Linked DNA regions of Homo sapiens: region 2 is linked to region 1. A link is an interaction called in ENCODE POLR2A ChIA-PET data of the cell type or tissue named here. Cell type or tissue: IMR-90. All regions are shown on one strand. Each heading gives the region's core, and the rest is flanking DNA. Links, peaks and the distances in the headings are about the cores only.

Region 1 (9,774 bases), core at 613-8,612:
ACAAGAGCACATGCTCTGAATGGCAGCTTGAAGTTGGCAGGTTAGCGACTTCTTAATTGGGCAACTGCATCAACAGGGTAAGTAAAATGAGTGACCTGTTCAGCCATAATAAGTGACTTTCGAAGGAAAGCCAGCTATTTTCATATAATTAACAGATTTGAGTGTTAGTTTGCTATAGACTAAATGTGTCCCCCAAAATTCATATATTGGGGCCAAAGTCCCAATGTGATAGTGTTGGGTGCTGGGGCCTTTGGAAGATGTGATATTATCATATAATAAGAAATATTTGGTCTCTGGCCATAGCTCTTGACATAGAGTTCCTAAAACCCTTCTGATTTCCTCAGTAATACAGACACTAAGAGAATCTTTTGTTCTGATATTTGGTCGTTGACCTCAGTTCCTGACATAGAGCTCCTAAGACCTTTGTGATTTCCTAAGTGACAGGAGTGTATGGCAGAGCTCCTAAGTCCCTTGGAATTCCTTCATGAGGGGCATCTTTTGTTTGAATGAGGTGACGCCTGGTGGCCTCCTGGATAGTCTTAGGGTAGGGGGAGCAGGGGACAGTGGCAGATGTTGCCAGGGAATCAACCATGTGATTAGACAGTTGGAACTGTCACCCTGTCAACCTCTGAGGAGGGAAGAGGGGCTGAAGATTGAGCTGCTACCAATGGCCAATGATGTAATCAATCATGCTTATGTAATGAAGCTGCCATAAAAACCCAATAGGATTCGTCTGGGGAGCTTCTGAATAGCTGAACACATGGAGTCCTGAGCATGGCATGCCCATAGAGGGCACAGAAATTCTGCTCCCCTTCTCCCATACCTCACCCTGTGTATCTCTTCCATCTGGCTGTTCATCTGTATCCTTTGTAATATTCTTTATAGTAAGTGGGTAAATGTAAGTAAAGTCTTTCTCTGAGTTCTGTGAGTCACTCTAGCAATTAATTGAACGTGAGAAGGGTCATGGGAATCCTAATTTATAGCTGATCAGTCTGAAATACGGATCACAATTTGGGACTTGTGATTGGTATCTGAAGTGGGGGGCAGCATTATGAGACTGACCCCTTAACCTGTGGGGTCTGAAGCTAATTCCAGGTAGACAGTGTCAGAATTGAATTGAACTGAATTGAATTATAGGACATCCAGCTGGTATCTGTTGGAGAATTGTTTGGTGTATGGGGAGAAATACACACACATCTGGTCACAGAAGTGTTCTGTGTCATGTTCAATGGTGTATGAGAGTGAGTAGCAAAAAGAATCAGGTTTCCTCTCTCTCTGAGGAGGTAATTAGGTCATGAGGGTAGAGCCCGTGTGAATGGGATTAGCGCCCTTAGAAGAAGAAACAGGAGAGAAATGATGTCTCTCCACCACTCTCTACCAGCAAGATAGTGGCCATCTGTAAGCCAGGAAAAGGGCCCTCACCAGAACCCGACCATACTGGCAGCCTGTTCTCTGATTTCCAGCCTCCAGAACTATTGGAAATAAATGTATGTTGTTTAAGCTACCCAGCCGATGCTATTTTTGTCATAGTGGGCTAAACGAAGACACTGTTTAGTTTGCACTTCTTAGTGATAAAATATTGTCACTGAAGTAAATTCTTCATTTTAGTAAACTAAAAAATATTTTAGAAAAAGGTACAAAAATCTACTGTAAGAATGTTATTTTTTTAAATCATTGGTTTTCTTAGAAGTCAGAAAGATCTTAGAGAAACTCCTCTATACCTTAAATAGTTTCACATATTTCCTAGAAAATTATGCCAGAAGTTTTAGTTTTAAAATAATGTAACAAATGAATTTTAAGCAACTAAAAGTGAAACTATGTACACTTAACAATAAGAAAAAAATGTCAAAATGCCTCTTCGAGTAACATAAATACAAATAAGATAGTCTTTCTTTCTCCTTCATATCCTTATACCCAAGTCCTCACAGCAATGGTATCTAATGTGGATATATGAGATGCTGCATTGGGACAGAGGAACAAAATGTTAGAACTTCCATTCATATTTTCATTTTATACTTTAAAACTCTATATTTTTGTGTTTTATAATTATAACACATAGAATAATACAGTAATATGTTCACATGACTTATACATACATCTGCATATATGGGGATGCAGGCTGAAGATCATTTTTGACAGGGGTACATAATAAAAAACATCTGGATACATGTAAGAATGAAAGACAGGATTTCCCTTTTACACAGTGATCTTAAAAGAGCTAAGTTCCATTCTTCTCTTCAAATAAAATTTTGACTCAGATTTTAATTCATGCTCTATTTAGGGTAAAACATATGTCTAATCATCTGTTGTGGAATATTTTTACTTCACATATTCACACACAGAAATACACAATAACATTAAATATTGTGAAAAGCAGGGCAGTGAAAACAAAAAATACATATGTAAGATAGTAAAAAATATGTATTGATAATCCACTGCACATTTGGTATAAACTAAATACTGTGGTTAGATAGAAAGATAATATACAATAGCTCTTTTCTCAAGAAACACATTAATCACAAACTCTTGGGCTTAAATGATCCTCCCCAAATGTTGGGATTACAGGTGTCAGCTTTTGCACCCGGCCTGAGAGATGTGCTTTGAGAAGTCTTCCCACTTCTCTGTGTTCTAGAAGTTTTTTAGTGGCCTCACTCAAATTGAGAGCTCAGTTACACCAATTCTTTAGTGATACTAGAAACTTGATTACAGCTGTAGTGCTACTTTTGTGCACAAAACATTTGGGGAGGATCATTTAAGCCCAAGAGTTTGAGACTAGCCTGGACAATACAGTGAGACCCCATCTCTACAAAAAAAATTTAAAAAATTAGCTGCACATGACAGAGCATTCCTGTAGTCCTTACTTCTCAGGAGGCTGAGATGAGGAAGACTGCTTGAGCCCAGGAAGTCAAGGCTGCAGTGAGACATGATTGTGCCACTGCACTCAGCCTGGGCAATAAAGTAACCCCTGTCTCTAAAAATAAATTCAATTCAATTCAATTAAGCACATTTCTCAACCTCTTAAACCCACGTTCCCACTATTGATAAAGACCCTCAGAGATTCTACTTTGGCCTTAAGTTGAAGGCCTAACTCTGCCCAATCCCATCAACCAAGAGAATTTTGTGAAGTTCTACTTCCTGTGGTGGACATTACATAGCGAGTTCCTGTTATGTTTTCTAAATATCAAATTTAAATTTAAATATACTCTTTTCAAGACACATAGCCCCCGCCTCTAAGATTCTAATATACCTGCCAAAGAAGGCATGCCTTTTCCCAGATGCAGGAACACCATTTCACAGAGAAAGAGCACATAGAACACAATCTATAACTAGTGAACATTTTTCTCCATATCTATTAGGACACCTTTCTTTAGAATTTACCTGTGAGACAGGAAGCAAGGACATGAATATCTTACCAAGTGTTTTCTGGATATCATTCTTGGCTGGAAGTAAAGATCCCCTGGCATCTAAAAGCACTTCAGCCGTTTTCTTCAGTTTCTCTACAGCAACCTGCTGACTTGATATCTGTCCTTGCAAAGCCTGTAGGATTAAACGCTTTTCAATTATACTCAGCAGGACTAAATAATAGATTTCTAATGTGGAAAAAATGATTTCTAATAAGATAAAGTAAAATTGGACAGAATAAACTTTTCATCATACCAACTTTCATCATCAACTTACTCCAGAGTTCTTCGAATAAGGCCAGTTATAAAGCAGCATTAGCAAAAGCATCAGCCAGTCTGGATAACACAAATTAAGTTTTGAAATAAACCTTTGAGCATATGTTCATAATAATTTCCCTGGTTCCTGATCATACAACCCTCTAACTTTATACCCTTAACCCCTACTTCTAGGCTTTGTACAATACCCCAACTACTACTAAAACAAACAACAACCAAAATTTGAGACCACTTCTGACTCCAGGAAAGGAGATAAATAAGCTCGCCCAAATCAGTAGATCCTGACTCAATACTGAGTCATGTTTATTTCTGTTAATTCAATAAAAGTTACTGAACATCTAACAAATTCAAAAAGCCTTGCTACATTTTGTGAATATACAAAAATAAAAACAGACACAAAGCTTACTTTCAGGGATTTTATGGTTCGAGGCAGGAAGTGGTAAGTGCCACAGGTGAGTCTGAAAAAATGCTGCTGGAAGTTAACAGGAAAAAAATGGGAGGGAAATGAGGGCCACCTCAATGGTAATGACACTGAGATGGCTCCTTAAGAAAGTGTGGATTTGGGAGAACCACTCCCTGCAGAACAAACAGAAGACACAAAGATGAGGACAGAAGAATCACAGGAGAAGGGGAGAGTCCCATCCAGTTTGACAATGCTTATGGGTGAGTAAATAGAAATAGGCCTGGAAAGGCTTCAAACATCAGGCTAAGGAGTTTACATTTTATCCCATAGCAATGGGGAGTTATGCAGGGCTTTTGGGTAAGGGGTTGAGATGCTCAGGGCTGTCCTATAGGAAGGCTAAATTTGTAGCACTGCATGGGAAAAGTCCAATGGAAACGAAATAAAGGAGAGATACCAGCTGGGGACAACTTCAGCAGTAACAAAGCAGTGAGGACTACTGAAGGCCAAGGGCTGAAGACAATTCCACCGTTCGGTCTGTTTGGACTGAGAAGGTGGAATTAGTTAGAGTTGGGAAGAGTCCAAAGGACTTGGTAACACTATGCAAAGCTGTGCTGCCACTATGGTAGCTACCAACTACAGGTAGCTTTTAAAATTTAAATTAATTGAAATTTTAAACAATTAAAAATTCCATTCCTTGGTTACAGTAGCCACATTTCAAGTGCTAAGTAGTCACTGTGGCTAGTGGCTACCAATTGAACAGAGCAAAATATAAGTAAAGTATTTCCAGCTGGTGCGGTGGCTCACTTGTAATCCCAACGCTTTTTGGGAGGCCAACTTGGGAGGATCACTTGAGGCCAGGAGTTCAAGACCAGCCTGGGTAATAAAGTGAGACCTTGTCTTTACAAAAAAAAATTAAAAAATTAGCCGGGCACGGTAGTCTGTGCCTGTAGTCTCAATTACTCAGGAGCTGAGTCAGGAAGACCGCATGAGCCCAGGAATTTGAGGCTGCAGTGGGCTATGATCATGCTACTGTTAATTCCAGCCTGGGTGACAGAGTGATATTCCTACTTTCTTAAAATAAATAAATAAATAAATAAATAAAAATTTAAAAAAATAAATTTCATAATTACAGAATGTTCTAGTAGACAGCACTGCTGGAGAGGGCAGGAACAAAGGACAAGAGGAGACAAGAGTAGAAGTGTCCAAAGATTTTGAGCCTAGGTAATTAGCGGAATTTACTTTTTCTTTTTTTTTTTTTTTTTTGGTTGGGGGGGCAGCGTCTCACTCTGTTGCCCAGGCTGGAGTGCACTGGTACAGTCTTGGCTCACTGAAGCCTTGACCTCACAAGCTCAGGTGATCCTCCCACCTGAGCCTCCCAATTAGCTAGAACCACAGGTGCATGCCACCATGCCCAGCTAATTTTTTTGTATTTTTTGTAGAGCCAGGGTTTTGCCACATTGCACAGGCTGGTCTCAAACTCCTGGGCTCAAGCAATCCTCCCACCTCGGCCGTCCAAAGTGCTGGGATTACAGGAATGAGCCAAGGCTCCCAGCCAATTAGTGGCATTTATTAAAAAAAAAAAAAAAAAAAAAAAAAGTGAGAGCAAGCTAAGAGTAAAGGAATGCCTGTTTTGGAATTCATGATTTCAAAGTGCTTTTGGGACCCTCCTCCAGAAGGAAACAGCAAAAACTGGAAATGGAAGAGAGTTGGAACCCAAACTGGAAACAGACATAGAGAATTGGAAGTCAAGATACACAATGTGACTCCTAAACAAGAAAGCACAGGAATGCCAGAGAAGGAGATTCTAAAGAATCATGGAGAATATTTATATATAAGTGATGGGGAGAGAAGAAAAAAAAGAACACATGTAATTGATGGGGTGGAAATGGGCCCAGAATAACTCTGTCCCCAAAGATTAAAGGAAGAGAGAAGTGGAAAAGGTTAACAGTGTCAACTGCTTCGGAAAGGATAATGTAAACTGAAAGACTAATGAGTCCTTGAATTTAATGAGTAGCAGTCCCCGCGTATCTCTGAGTGAACAGATGTGGCTCAACAATGGGAAGGAGGAAAAAAAGGTGGAAGCAGGAGCCATAGATACGTCTTCCAGAAGTTTGACCCTGCATTTCTAACAGCTCTTACAGATTTCTGCAAAAGTGGGCTGCCTGGCCACACAGGCCTATTCCCAGCTTTAATTTATCTTAAGCAACTCATGCTCCTCTTCTACTCCTGCATTTGGATTTCAAAGCCCCCAATGTCCAGTTGTAGATGTGAACTCATCCTTGGCCATGGGCCTAGCTTTCCAACTGCCTCTTGAGTATTTCCATCTGGATGTATGCAGTCACCTCCAACTCAAAAAAGCTGAATCTGAACTCATCATCTCATTCTCTGTACCTATACTTTCTCCTGGGGTATATCTAACTACCCAAATAGTCAACCTGAAGTTCCTCCTAGATTCCATCCTAAGGCTTATTTTCCACATGCAAATCAACCATTTAAAGCTTTTTTTTTCCACACGTGCAAATCAATCAACAATTTTACCTGCTTAATATTTTTTAAAAGTCAACTTTTGCTCCATATTTCTGGATCATTCCAGGATAATCTCTCTCTTGGATTGTTGAAAAAAGAATCCTAACTGTGTTAGATCCTGCCTCCAATCACTTCTCTAATATAGCTCCTAATGTGTTCTACCTAAAATATACATCTGACCACATATCACCCCTGATATAGTTTGGATATTTGTCCCCGCCCAAATCTCACATTGAAATGCAATCCTCAATGTTCAAGGGAGAACCTGGTGGGAGATGATTTCTCATGAATGGTTTACCATCATCATCTTGGTGCTGTCCTCGACAGTGAGTGAATTCTAGCAAGATCTGGTCATTTAAAAGTATGTAGCACTTCCCCACCTCCCCACCTCTCTCCCTCTCTCTCTCTCTCACTTGCTTCTGCTTTTGCCATGTCACATGCCTGCTCCTGCTTTGCCTTGCACCATGAGTAAAAGTTCCCTGAGGCTTCCCCAGAAGCTGAGTGATGTCAGTGCCATGCTTGTAGACCCTGTAGAATCGTGAGCCAACTAAACTTCTTTTCTTTATAAATTACCCAGTCTCAAGTATTTCTTTTCTTTTTTTTTTTTATTAAAGTTTTAGGGTACGTGTGCACAATGTGCAGGTTAGTTACATATGTATACATGTGCCATGCTGGTGTGCTGCACCCATTAACTCGTCATTTAGCATTAGGTATATCTCCTAATGCTATCTCTCCCCCCTACCCCCACCCCACAACAGGCCCCAGAGTGTGATGATCCCCGTCCTGTGTCCATGTGTTCTCATTGTTCAATTCCCACCTATGAGTGAGAACATGCGGTGTTTGGTTTTTTGGCCTTGTGATAGTTTACTGAGAATGATGATTTCCAATTTCATCCATGTCCCTACAAAGGACATGAACTCATCATTTTTTATGGCTGCATAGTATTCCATGGTGTATATGTGCCACATTTTCTTAATCCAGTCTATCATTGTTGGACATTTGGGTTGGTTCCAAGTCTTTGCTATTGTGAATAGTGCTGCAATAAACATATGGGTGCATGTGTCTTTATAGCAGCATGATTTACAGACCTTTGGGTATATACCCAGTAATGGGATGGCTGGGTCAAATAGTATTTCTAGTTCTAGATCCCTGAGGAATTGCCACACTGACTTCCACAATGGTTGAACTAGTTTACAGTCCCACCAACAGTGTAAAAGTGTTCCTATTTCTCCACAGCCTCTCCAGCACCTGTTGTTTCCTGACTTTTTAATGATCGCCATTCTCACTGGTGTGAGATGGTATCTCATTGTGGTTTTGATTTGCATTTCTCTGATGGCCAGTGATGATGAGCGTTTTTTCATGTGTCTTTTGGCTGCATAAATGTCTTCTTTTGAGAAGTGTCTGTTCATATCCTTTGCCCACTTTTTGATGGGGTTGTTTGTTTTTTTCCCGTAAATTTGTTGGAGTTCATTGTAGATTCTGGATATTAGCCCCTTGTCAGATGAGTAGGTTACGAAAATTTTCTCCCATTTTGTAGGTTGCCTGTTCACTCTGATGGTAGTTTCTTTTGCTGTGCAGAAGCTCTTTAGTTTAATTAGATCCCATTTGTCAATTTTGGCTTTTGTTGCCATTGCTTTTGGTGCTTTAGACATGAAGTCCTTGCCCATGCCTATGTCCTGAATGGTAATGCCTAGGTTTTCTTCTAGGGTTTTTATGGTTTTAGGTCTAACATTTAAGTATTTAATCCATCTTGAATTAATTTTTGTATAAGGTGTAAGGAAGGGATCCAGTTTCAGCTTTCTACATATGGCTAGCTGGTTTTCCCAGCACCATTTATTAAATAGGGAATCCTTTCCCCATTGCTTTTGTCAGGTTTATCAAAGATCGGATAGTTGTAGATACGCGGTGTTATTTCTGAGGGCTCTGTTCTGTTCCATTGATCTATATCTCTGTTTTGGTACCAGTACCATGCTGTTTTGGTTACTGTAGCCTTGTAGTATAGTTTGAAGTCAGGTAGCTTGATGCCTCCAGCTTTGTTCTTTTGGCTTAGGATTGACTTGGCGATGCGGGCTCTTTTTTGGTTCCATATGAACTTTAAAGTAGTTTTTTCCAATTCTGTGAAGAAAGTCATTGGTAGCTTGATGGGGATGGCACTGAATCTATAAATTATCTTGGGCAGTATGGCCATTTTCACGATATTGATTCTTCTTACCCATGAGCATGGAATGTTCTTCCATTTGTTTGTATCCTCTTTTATTTCATTGAGCAGTGGTTTGTATTTCTCCTTGAAGAGGTCCTTCACGTCCCTTGTAAGTTGGATTCCTAAGTATTTTATTCTCTTGGAAGCAACTGTGAATGGGAGTTCACTCATGATTTGGCTCTCTGTTTGTCTGTTATGGGTGTATAGGAATGCTTGTGATTTTTGTACATTGATTTTGTATCCTGAGACTTTGCTGAAGTTGCCTATCAGCTTAAGGAGATTTGGGGCTGAGGCCATGGGGTTTTCTAGATATACAATCATGTTGCCTGCAAACAGGGACAATTTGACTTCCTCTTTTCCTAATTGAATACCCTTTATTTCCTTCTCCTGCCTAATTGCCCTGGCCAGAACTTCCAACACTATGTTGAATAGGAGTGGTGAGAGAGGGCATCCCTGTCTTGTGCCAGTTTTCAAAGGGAATGCTTCCCGTTTTTGCCCATTCAGTATGATATTGGCTGTGGGTCTGTCATAGATAGCTCTTATTATTTTGAGATACGTCCCATCAATACCTAATTTATTGACAGTTTTTAGCATGAAGGGTTGTTGAATTTTGTCAAAGGCCTTTTCTGCATCTATTGAGATAATCATGTGGTTTTTGTCTTTGGTTCTGTTTATATGCTGCATTACATTTATTGATTTGTGTATATTGAACCAGCCTTGCATCCCAGGGATGAAGCCCACTTGATCATGGTGGATAAGCTTTTTGATGTGCTGCTGGATTCGGTTTGCCAGTATTTTATTGAGGATTTTTGCATCAATGTTCATCAAGGATATTGGTCTAAAATTCTCTTTTTTGGTTGTGTCTCTGCCCGGCTTTGGGATCAGGATGATGCTGGCCTCATAAAATGAGTTAGGGAGGATTCCCTCTTTTTCTATTGATTGGACTAGTTTCAGAAGGAATGGTACCA
Region 2 (9,774 bases), core at 528-8,527, 71 kb before region 1:
ATCTAAAAGATATTATAGAATTAGACTATTTTATAAAAAATTAACATGGTTCACCTAAATTAGTAAAAGCAGTAATATACCAAAATGGTTGTCCCAAATATGAAATAGATACATACAAGTTTGCAAAAGAAATTGTTTATTCAATAGATTCTTGATATATTATGAACTTCTAAAAAAATCATTTGAAAACATTTATAGAATCCAATCACATGGAATTCTTCATTACATGTGCTTAAAAGGCAGCTTGTATAAATATACTGAAAGGAAAAGATTCAAATCTATTTGTTCATTCAAATAAGCAAGAAATTACTGTTTAGAACTTAGGCAAAATATTTGACTCAAACCCTTACATATTATTTAGATTAGCATTAAGATCCTGCACATATAAATTATTAGCATTAAGACCATTATTCTGAATTATAACAGGTTTCAGACTCTCCTGCATTTCTTATTTATTTAGGTAATAAAAATAGTCTAAAAAGGCTCAAGTCACATTTTTTTTAGGTACTGAATACAAAATAAAATCATTTTGCCATTACTCTGTCACCCAAGCTGGAGTGCAGTGGCACAATCAAATAGCTCACTGTAACCTCAAACTCCTGGGCTCAAGCAATCCTCCTACCTCAGCCTTCCAAGTAGCTCAGACTATAGGCACATGCCACCATGGCTGGCTAATAAAAAAAGAAAAAAAAATTGTAGATGGGGTACTTCAGCTCTTGTTTTGACAGGATCTTGCTATGTTTCCCAGGCTGATCTTGAACTCCTGGCCTCAAGTGATCCTCCCACCTCAGCCTCCCAAAGCACTGGGATATTTTGCACTTTAATGAAGTTTACAAACCATATAGTAGGGCGATAAATCTTGGATTTTTAAGTTATCATTAGCCAACCCTGACTAAGTACTTAAGCAGCAACCTGGGAAATAAAACGTATTTTACTTTACAATCAAATCTTGAAAATTAGCATCCAGAGCTTTGACATCTAGCTACAGCTAGCTGTACTGTAGCTACTTAATAAATCAATCTGCCCTTTGCTAGCACAGGTGATGCTACTAATACATGATCAACAGGACTTATGACAGGCCTTACTTTTCTGGTAGTGATAAAGAGACTATACAAGCCATGGTGGCTTGCGTGTGACCTCCTAAATGGCTGCATGTGGTGGCATTGCCACCTCTAGCCATGGAAGAGATTACAACTCAATGATTTAACAATGACCTAGCCTCACAGACTGGAGCCCGAATTAGTTACTTGTCATTGATACCTAATAGAGTAAATTATCACTTAGGTTACAAAAGAAAAAAAAAAAAAGAAGAGGGAGGGAGAATATAATAAAGTGTTATTTGTAGTAAAATCTTTCATATATTTCCAAAGTTCAAAAAACTTCTCAGCTGGCATAAAGCCTAGCTGTGACATTTATTTTTACAAATATAGAAATGGAATGGCATAATAAAAAAGGAAAAGATGTTCTCATCTGGGCTTTAAAAATAATATTCACTTAGTGTTATGGAAATACTTAAGCTTTTTCCATATGGTAAGAAGGATGAAAGATTAAACTCCTGCCAGTCTGTTAGGAAACGGAGCAAGGTTAAGGGAGGTAGGGAGAGAAATATACCCGAGTTGGCCTCAACTGACAAGATAATTTTTAATATTAAAAAAAAACCTTATAAATGGTTAATGAACTGAATGAAAACCCTTAAGTGAAAAACAACTATTAAAAGAAATTATATACATGGAAAAGAAGAAAACACTTTTTACACACCAGATTATGACCTAATAGAAATCTATTTTTGTACATGGAGAACACTGGCTTCAAATCAAATTTCTTTACTTCTGACTTTAGTTAAACTTGGTGATATTTTTAGATAGTGTTTACTCCTTTCATCTTATTCCACTCAGAACAGAATTCACATTTAGTTCCATTTCACTGTCTGGTGCTGAGCCATTTATAAAAAACACTGTGTGAGAACATTTACTTTCACTTAAAAAAAATCAAAATATTTCTTTTCAAAGTAAATTTCACTGAATGTGTATACAGAAATGTGTTTAGATGTGTATATAAATCTACACATATCTGAAAGGTCAGAAATATCTTCTAAAAGACAAAACATGAAATGAGATACACAGGCAACTGCAGGAATAATTTGCCCACAATTGCATATGCACTGGCAGATCTTGAGGTGGTGCCAATATGTAGACATCAATTAGTACGATTCCTCCTTCCAGCTAAGACCAGCACATACACTGTAATCCCCTTACCTGCAGTCCATCCTGGTACTGAACGGCAGCCTGCATTGCCTCCTCAAGTTTGTCAATCCGGTCTTTCCAAGCTTTATTTAGAGAATCCCATGCTGAATTTAACTACAAGATGTATGTTAGAATTCTTTTAGTGCCATATTTTAAACTTTCAACTACTGTTAACAAAATATTTTAGTTAACTAAAAACTTTTTAAAAGCCATTCTGATAAGTAAGCCAGTTGTACCTCATCTATACTCTTCTTGACAATGGGTTTATCAGGCTCCCCACATGCCGCAATGAGTTCAGAACCTAGGTTAATAACTATATCCAGCTCCTCCTGTAGTCCATCTATTTCTTCCCTTATGGTCTAGAATAAGAAAATGACAGCCTTAGAATTTTAAGCAAAACCACATCAAAACTTTAAAAAGTACACAACAATATCAATGGTAGTTATTTCTAGAAGGTGGCATTCTAATCATTTTTCTGTTTTCTAAGTTTCTGCAATAAATTTTTTCAACAAGAAATATTTTAAAAGAAAAACAGCACCCTTTTAGTAACAAATGTCAAATGTTTATTATAAAGATATTTAAGAAATGATAAATAAGAAATACCTTAACAAATACCAAAACAAATTTTTAAAAATATCAACAATACTGTAAGGCTTAGAAAGACATTTTGGTTTCCAAACCAATATACATTTAACATAGACAAGTAAAATATAAATCCAAAAACAATACAAATTAATATATTTGTTAGTAGATTTAGAATAATCTAGCTTTGGATTTACATTTTATGTCATTACCCTAGGCAGGACCAGGTAGGACCTGTAAGGTACAAAGATACCACAACAGAAAGGCAGTATCCTACTTTTGCTTTCATCTTCTTGGTTAAATACATTCATTCATTCAACAAACACTGAATAACCATAAACCAAGCCCTAAACCAGGCACTGGGGATACAAAGAAAAATAGATATGGCTATTCCCCTCAAGGGGCCCACACTACAGCAGGAAAGACAGAGGCATAAGCAACAGTAAACCATACTATGTGCAGAGTCCTTTGCATGAATAAAGTATTACGGGAACACAGATGCACTAACTCTGCTAAGTATACAAGAAAAGGTTTTACATGGGGGTAATGATCCAACTGAACCCTGAGTGGACTTTGCCAGTAGAGTGGCAGGAAGGACATTCTAGAGTGAGGAAATAAGATGCGCAAAGGCACTGACGCTAGAAAGAGCAAAACAGTTTGTTTTGGGAAACGCCCTTTCTAATCAGTAGCAGGGAGGGAGTTTGGTAAAGGAGCAAGAGAAAAACATAACTTTGGAAACATAGGCATGAGCTAGGCTGGCATGCAAAAAGCTGCATGCCCTGCTCTAGGGAGTTTGGGCTTGATCCAGATGGCAGGGGATGCCTCTGACGGGGTTTAGGCAGCAACACAGTAAGAGCAGATCTAGAGAGAAGACTGGCAGCAAGGTCAGAGGCCTAGCAAGGAAAAGACAGTCTGCACTTTGGATTACTTTGGAAGCCAAAAAGAAAGAGAGAGATAATAAGGCCCTGAAATAAGGCAAAAACAGTGAGGATAAAGAGAAATTTTTTGTTGTTGTTGTTTTGTGTTTTTGTTTGTCTTCTGAGACAGGGGCTCACTCTGTCGCCCAGGTTAGAGTATAGTGGCACGATCTTGGCTGACTGTAACCTCCACCTCCCAGGTTCAAGTGATTCTCATGCTTCACCCTCGAACTAGCTGGTACTACAGGTGTGTACCACCACGCTTAACTAATTTTTGTACTTTTAGTAGAGACAGGGTTTCGTCATGTTGGCCAAGCTGGTCTCAAACTCCTGGCCTCAAGTGATCCGCCCACCTCGGCCTCCCAAAGTTCTGGGAATACAGGCATGAGCCACCACGCAGGCCTGAGAAATTGTTTTAAACATACAATCTCAAAGTGAAATTTGTGGGTATACTCTATCTCCTACTGTATCACTGCACATTCCATTTTCAGAACCAAATATAAATGTTAACAGAGTAACTCCTAACATTTACCCAAGGAATCTGGATTTCATTATGCCACAACTTATTTTTCTAACTTTAAATGAGATTTTCTGCTTACCTCTGCTGCTTCTTGCTGTTGTTTTACTACTGAAGGATCAATTCCAGGATCTTCCAGGTCCCGGATGAAATCTTGAGTATCTTTAATGGTAACTATCAATGACATGTGATCACACCAGAACTTTTCTGCTAGCTCCATCACATCCAGTAGTTTGGCTTCCCTCTCTTCCACCAGTGTGTGTATGTTCTCCCAAATGAAAACCATTTGGTCAAGCTTATCCTGAACAGCTATGAAGCAAAACAATATCCACAAGGCGACTGGTTAGCCCCACGTAACCAACAAAGCAGAATGTTATAGTTCACACAGAAAGTAGTGATCCAATTTGCTAAGTATCTAAAACTGGACCAAGTTTTGAATGACCCCAGTCCAGTGGATATCAGTGGGTCCAAGAGTCTATGCCAAATAACATAATATCTCTGGGTCTGCTATTCTTGCCAAACCAAGGTTCTTCCTGACAAAAGTGAGCTCAGAGTAGAACCAAGTTTATCAAGTTTCAAGTTCATTAAGGCTATCCTTAATCCCAAAGGGAGTGAAATAATCACCTAGGTACACTTTTATGCTCCCCAAATCAAGAGTAAAATTGTCCGTTCAGTCCCAGGAATGTAACAATGTATGGTATGTACTTTGGGCTTGCTTCTAGAGTACTCTCATTGTGAATTTCCACTACGCACATGCTCTCCCTTTTGACCCTCAGCTCGTATCTCAAAGATGGCTGGCTGTGGTAGTGGTTCCCATTTTTGTGGCTATGTGATGCAGGATCCATGCTATGTAAGGTAGCAGAGTCAGTAATGAGGAAAAAACCCCAGATATGGCCTTATTAGCAATATGCTTCAACCTACTGATTTAAAAGGCCTGAATACACATGGTCTTTGAACATATGGTCTTTATACATGGTCTATGTATAATGGCACGCTTTGTATTCAACCAAATAATTTCACAAACACAGGAAGACATTAACAAGGGATTTGCATACACAGCCCTTCAACCCTAAACACATCACATTTGTAGTATCTTTTTTAAGATGCGGCATTTTGTTATCCAATTGGACGGTGAGTAAACCGCATAAACATTTAGAATGCTTTAAAATTTGTTTCCCTATTCCAAAAGTATTACCTTTGGCAGATATGTCTTTATCAGTCCCCCCAGATCTAGCAATCATTTCCTCTCCCCTCTGTTTAAGAGTTTCATACAACGGCTGTAGCTTTTCCATGTCTACTGACACATTCTTATTTTCACTGATCTGTTCCTTGATCTTCTCAACCTCTGCAGAGATAGAGGGTGGCTGCCTCAGACGTTCCACGATGCGTTCCAGGCTCTCAAGGATCTGATCTATCTTGTCATGGAACTAGGGGCAAAACAAAGAGATCTTTTATGGAAAAAAGATCTGTAATACCAAGTGTGAAATTTAAATGAAAAAACATTTTTTACAATTTAATGTCAGAATTAAGAATAAATCTTAGCCTCTTTATCAACAGACCCATTCAAAAGTTACATCCACCTGGTGTGTGAAGACATGCCTAAAATCATGAAGTATATGCACCTCTGTCACACTACCTATGTACAATAGACTTAGTTTCTTATGAATATTTGAGTGTATCCATTAAGAAATGGTATATATTAATATGTAATTGGACCAGGACGACATGGCAGCAATGTCTCTTTACCTGCTGCTTCATCCTGTTATCATAATTCAAATTAATTTTAAAAATCAAGTTCAATAAGCTGAGTATTTGTCTATTACAATGGATTGTTTACTTCATTTTTAATGAACTATTATGGCATCCTGAAAAGTTATATTATTTAATGTGAAATTCATGGGAAGTTTTGATTAGATTCCAGGGAATCCTTAAGTTATGCATTTCCTGAATTGAAAAATGTTAAAAAAAATTTTAACAAAAAACCTCCCCAATGTTGTAACTTCTGATATAACAGAAGTTACAAGTGTCAGAAGTTTTTATTTACTTCATGGTTAAACACATAATCAGACACATGAGAGAATGTAAAATTTTTATTTGTAAAGGTTCCATAGACAATTAAGCAAAGCTATAAAAACTTGTTCATTCACATCTATGAATGAACTTTGTTCTATACTATCTCAAAGTTAAAGGAATAATCACACAGGATTGTGACACTGGCCCACTCTAATGTGCCATATCTAATAATGAAAACCAAATCTTGAAAATGGAAAATCTTTGGGTATTTCAAAATTCAACTTCTTGAAAAAAGATATTTTCAGAAAAGAAAAAACCATCAATATCCAACTTTATATTCTTTTTCTTTTCATTTAGCCTATCATTCTTTCTTCTCATTGCCTTCTTGAGAGTACTTTATTAATAATTATAACACTTTCCTTTATCTCCCCCAATGGCAAATATTACATTCTACTCAGGATGGACACTGAATTAAATATTCAGACAATGATGACAACTGCACGTTTCTTAAGTCATTGAAAATTATTTGTATTATATCTATAAGCAGGCAGAGAAAGATAAGGAGATAAAGGCTGGATGCAAGCAAACATCACCTCTGAGGGACACAGACATCAATACTCAAGAGTGAATGTGGTGAAATAATTTTAGTTAAAATTTAATCAGGAAATCCAGGAAAATGTCTTTCTGTGCTCTGTTGTCTGCAAGAACCCAATTCTATATCTAGTGTAAACAATTACCTGAGTTGATTGAGAAATGGCTTCATCCAGTGCCACAGCACGCTTTTTGACATCTTCTTTAATTTGACTGTAAAGGGTGTCGGCTGCCACATACTTCTCTTGGATAGAAAAGCCTTCCCCAGGGCTCAATTCCAGTAACTGTGGCCCAGTTTTGTTCATCTTATCTATATGAGGCTTGTGTTCAGCTATCAACTCACGCAGTTGCTATAACAAACCAAACAGCTTTTCAGTATCTCAGGGTCACACCTCCATATTACAGCTGTCTACACCTGCAATGCATCCAGCTGGCAAGAAACTCCAAACAAACCCCTCCCCATCACAAGGCATTTAACACATGATGGCTCATACAGCTCTTTGCCAGGAAGAGAAGGTCCTGACACAAAGATTAAACAACAGTCTGGTCACACCAAAGACCCTTTAGGGTACAAAGATGCTGGTTCAGTGAAATAATGAATCCCAGTTTATTATGCATCTCATACCAAGAGTAGCACATTTTGACAAGAGCATTAGCCTAGGGTCATATTATATAAAAGTATTCTGAACTCGCTATGTCCCCAACCTACAGACACCAAGTCATATCTGATGGTGTTCCTTTCTGCACACTCATGATATATACAAAAATAGAAGAAAGAAAAAGAGAGAGAGAGAGAGACAAGACGGGGGGAAGGAGGGAGAAGGGAAGGAAGAAAAAAGAATAGAAAGAAGCTCAATATAAGTTAGATGCAATGCTGAGACAAAACCTCAAGATAAGGAATGTTAGGGTGATGTAAGCCCACAAGGCATTGCATTTATATATGCGGACTGATATAAAATGAATGAACATGTATTACATTTTATATTTATGTATGAATCTATTCTATATATATATGATATATAGACACACATATGAATGAATCTATATTCATTATTTTAAAATATTAAAGGCTGCAAGGGCAATCTATCAATACACAGCTATATACTGAGCATTGTTTGTAAGGTATATTTAAGGAAAAACACATGTCATATGAATGTGCATAATTTTGCTAGCTAATCAAGAAATACAATGATATTTATACTAGTGCGTGGGTGTAGAATTCAAGTGGATCCCCATTCCCTTTAATAGAGAAGATGTGTTGGAAGCCTGAATAAAGCTAGAATACATACACCTCATGGATCCCATGGATTTCAATGAGCAGTTTTTCATGGGTCAAAACCAAAGCCACCCCCAGGGGGAAGATCTGCCTTTGCTTGCAGGTTTTTCTGAGGCTGGCCTCTGTGCAGCATTGAGGGGTCTTTCATTTGCACCACATTATTGATTAGGTTCCCTCATCAGCAGCTCTTTGTCCTCACCAGAATGTGTATCTCCAAACTCCAGCCCCTCACAAAAGCTTCTCTGGGGAATCTTACTTTCAGGAAAGATGGTCTAGAGATAAGCTACCAATCTTTTCCTGCAAACTCTAATTTCTATCAGTCACCAGGATGGCCACATACCTAGATTTTTATTGAAAGTGTCTACTAAAATCAATTATGAGCATTATTTTGAGAACCTGTTGAGGAATTACATCATTAACTATCACCAATGTAATAAAATGTTTTTGAAGGTTTTCAAAAGACTGCCTCAAAATAGTTTTAGAAAGGGCTAAATAAAGATGAATTCAATTTTAAAAGAAGGAAGAGTCTAATATAGCATGCTGCACATAAGAATGTGGGAGGGCCATGTTTGCAATCTAGCTCCTGGGCGTCCCAGGCCAAGTTTTTATTTTTATTTGGCATAATTAGGTATCTTCATGCTGCTTTACCGAATGGAGGTGGTGATGGTATATCAGCTATAGATAATCTCATGGAAAAGGAAAACTGAAGATGTTACATACGTTCTCCTGTCAATGTTCTTTCAGGAATGCTTGGAAAACAAGCTTTCACTCAAGAGTTATCAAGAGACTCTCAAATAAAATGCTACATCTCTGCTGATATTTCTGGAGTTCCTTTGGGTCTAGGTAGATCTCACCTGTATAGCATCACTATAAGGCAACTTGGCTTGGCAAGTAGTGAGAGGAGCCTTTTTTTTTTTTTTTAAGACAGAGTTTTGCTCTTGTTGCCCAGGCTGGAGTGCCGTGGCACGATCTTGGCTCACCACAACCTCCGCCTCCCAGGTTCAAGTGATTCTCCTGCCTCAGCATGCCAAGTAGCTGGGATTATAGGTATGCACCACCATGCCCAACTGATTTTGTATTTTTAGTAGAGATGGGGTTTCTCCATGTTGGTCAGGCTGGTCTCGAATTCCTGACCTCAGGTGGTCCACCTGCCTCGGCCTCCCAAACTGCTGGGATTACAGGCGTGAGTCACCACATCTGACTAATTTTGTATTTTTAGTAGAGGCAGGGTTTCTCCATGTTGGTCAGGCTGGTCTCAAACTCCCGACCTCAGGTGATCCACCTGCCTCGGCCTCCCAAAGTGCTGGGATTACAGGCATGAGCCACTGTGCCTGGCCGAGGAGCCTTTTTTAAACCCTTCTTAAACCATTCCATGACAGGCAAGAGAACACCTACCAGCCATCTACTCAGGTATGTGTGTGTATCAGAAAAGGGCCCAAAAGGAGATGCCTTTTGCCTTATATGTGACAAAATGATTCTTGGCACATGCTGTCATAGGAGTCCAGTCATGCTGGAGCTATCTGGTGTGACTTGATATCTATCATGTGGTAACATGGCCCTTGGAGCCATTTTTCATTCCTGGCTAGAATGAACTAGATTTTCCCCCAAAATACATGGAGAAGATGCTGTAGAGCT

Evidence for each region. Peaks named below come from ENCODE experiments on the same cell type or tissue, not always from the same donor. Only the 100,000 strongest peaks of a DNase experiment are listed, where the experiment ranks them.
Region 2: POLR2A ChIA-PET joins it to region 1 with 20 read pairs; 1 of 35 experiments calls an interaction of 5 or more read pairs at or near these places.

The regions. Positions count from the first base shown.
Region 1 is chr6:56,575,401-56,585,174 of GRCh38, forward strand. It overlaps DST (dystonin), which reads right to left. Exons shown (of 104, transcript NM_001374736.1): 50 at 3,414-3,537. Among named protein-coding and RNA genes, the nearest start is that of DST-AS1, 260 kb to the right of the region's middle. In IMR-90, for the core only: no CTCF peak of the experiment used is centred there; no DNase peak of the experiment used is centred there; H3K27ac peaks cover 305 bases.
Region 2 is chr6:56,504,188-56,513,961 of GRCh38, forward strand. DST (dystonin) reads right to left here. Exons shown (of 104, transcript NM_001374736.1): 73 at 7,010-7,213; 74 at 5,455-5,686; 75 at 4,342-4,568; 76 at 2,480-2,602; 77 at 2,256-2,357. Among named protein-coding and RNA genes, the nearest start is that of COL21A1, 260 kb to the left of the region's middle. In IMR-90, for the core only: no CTCF peak of the experiment used is centred there; no DNase peak of the experiment used is centred there; H3K27ac peaks cover 213 bases.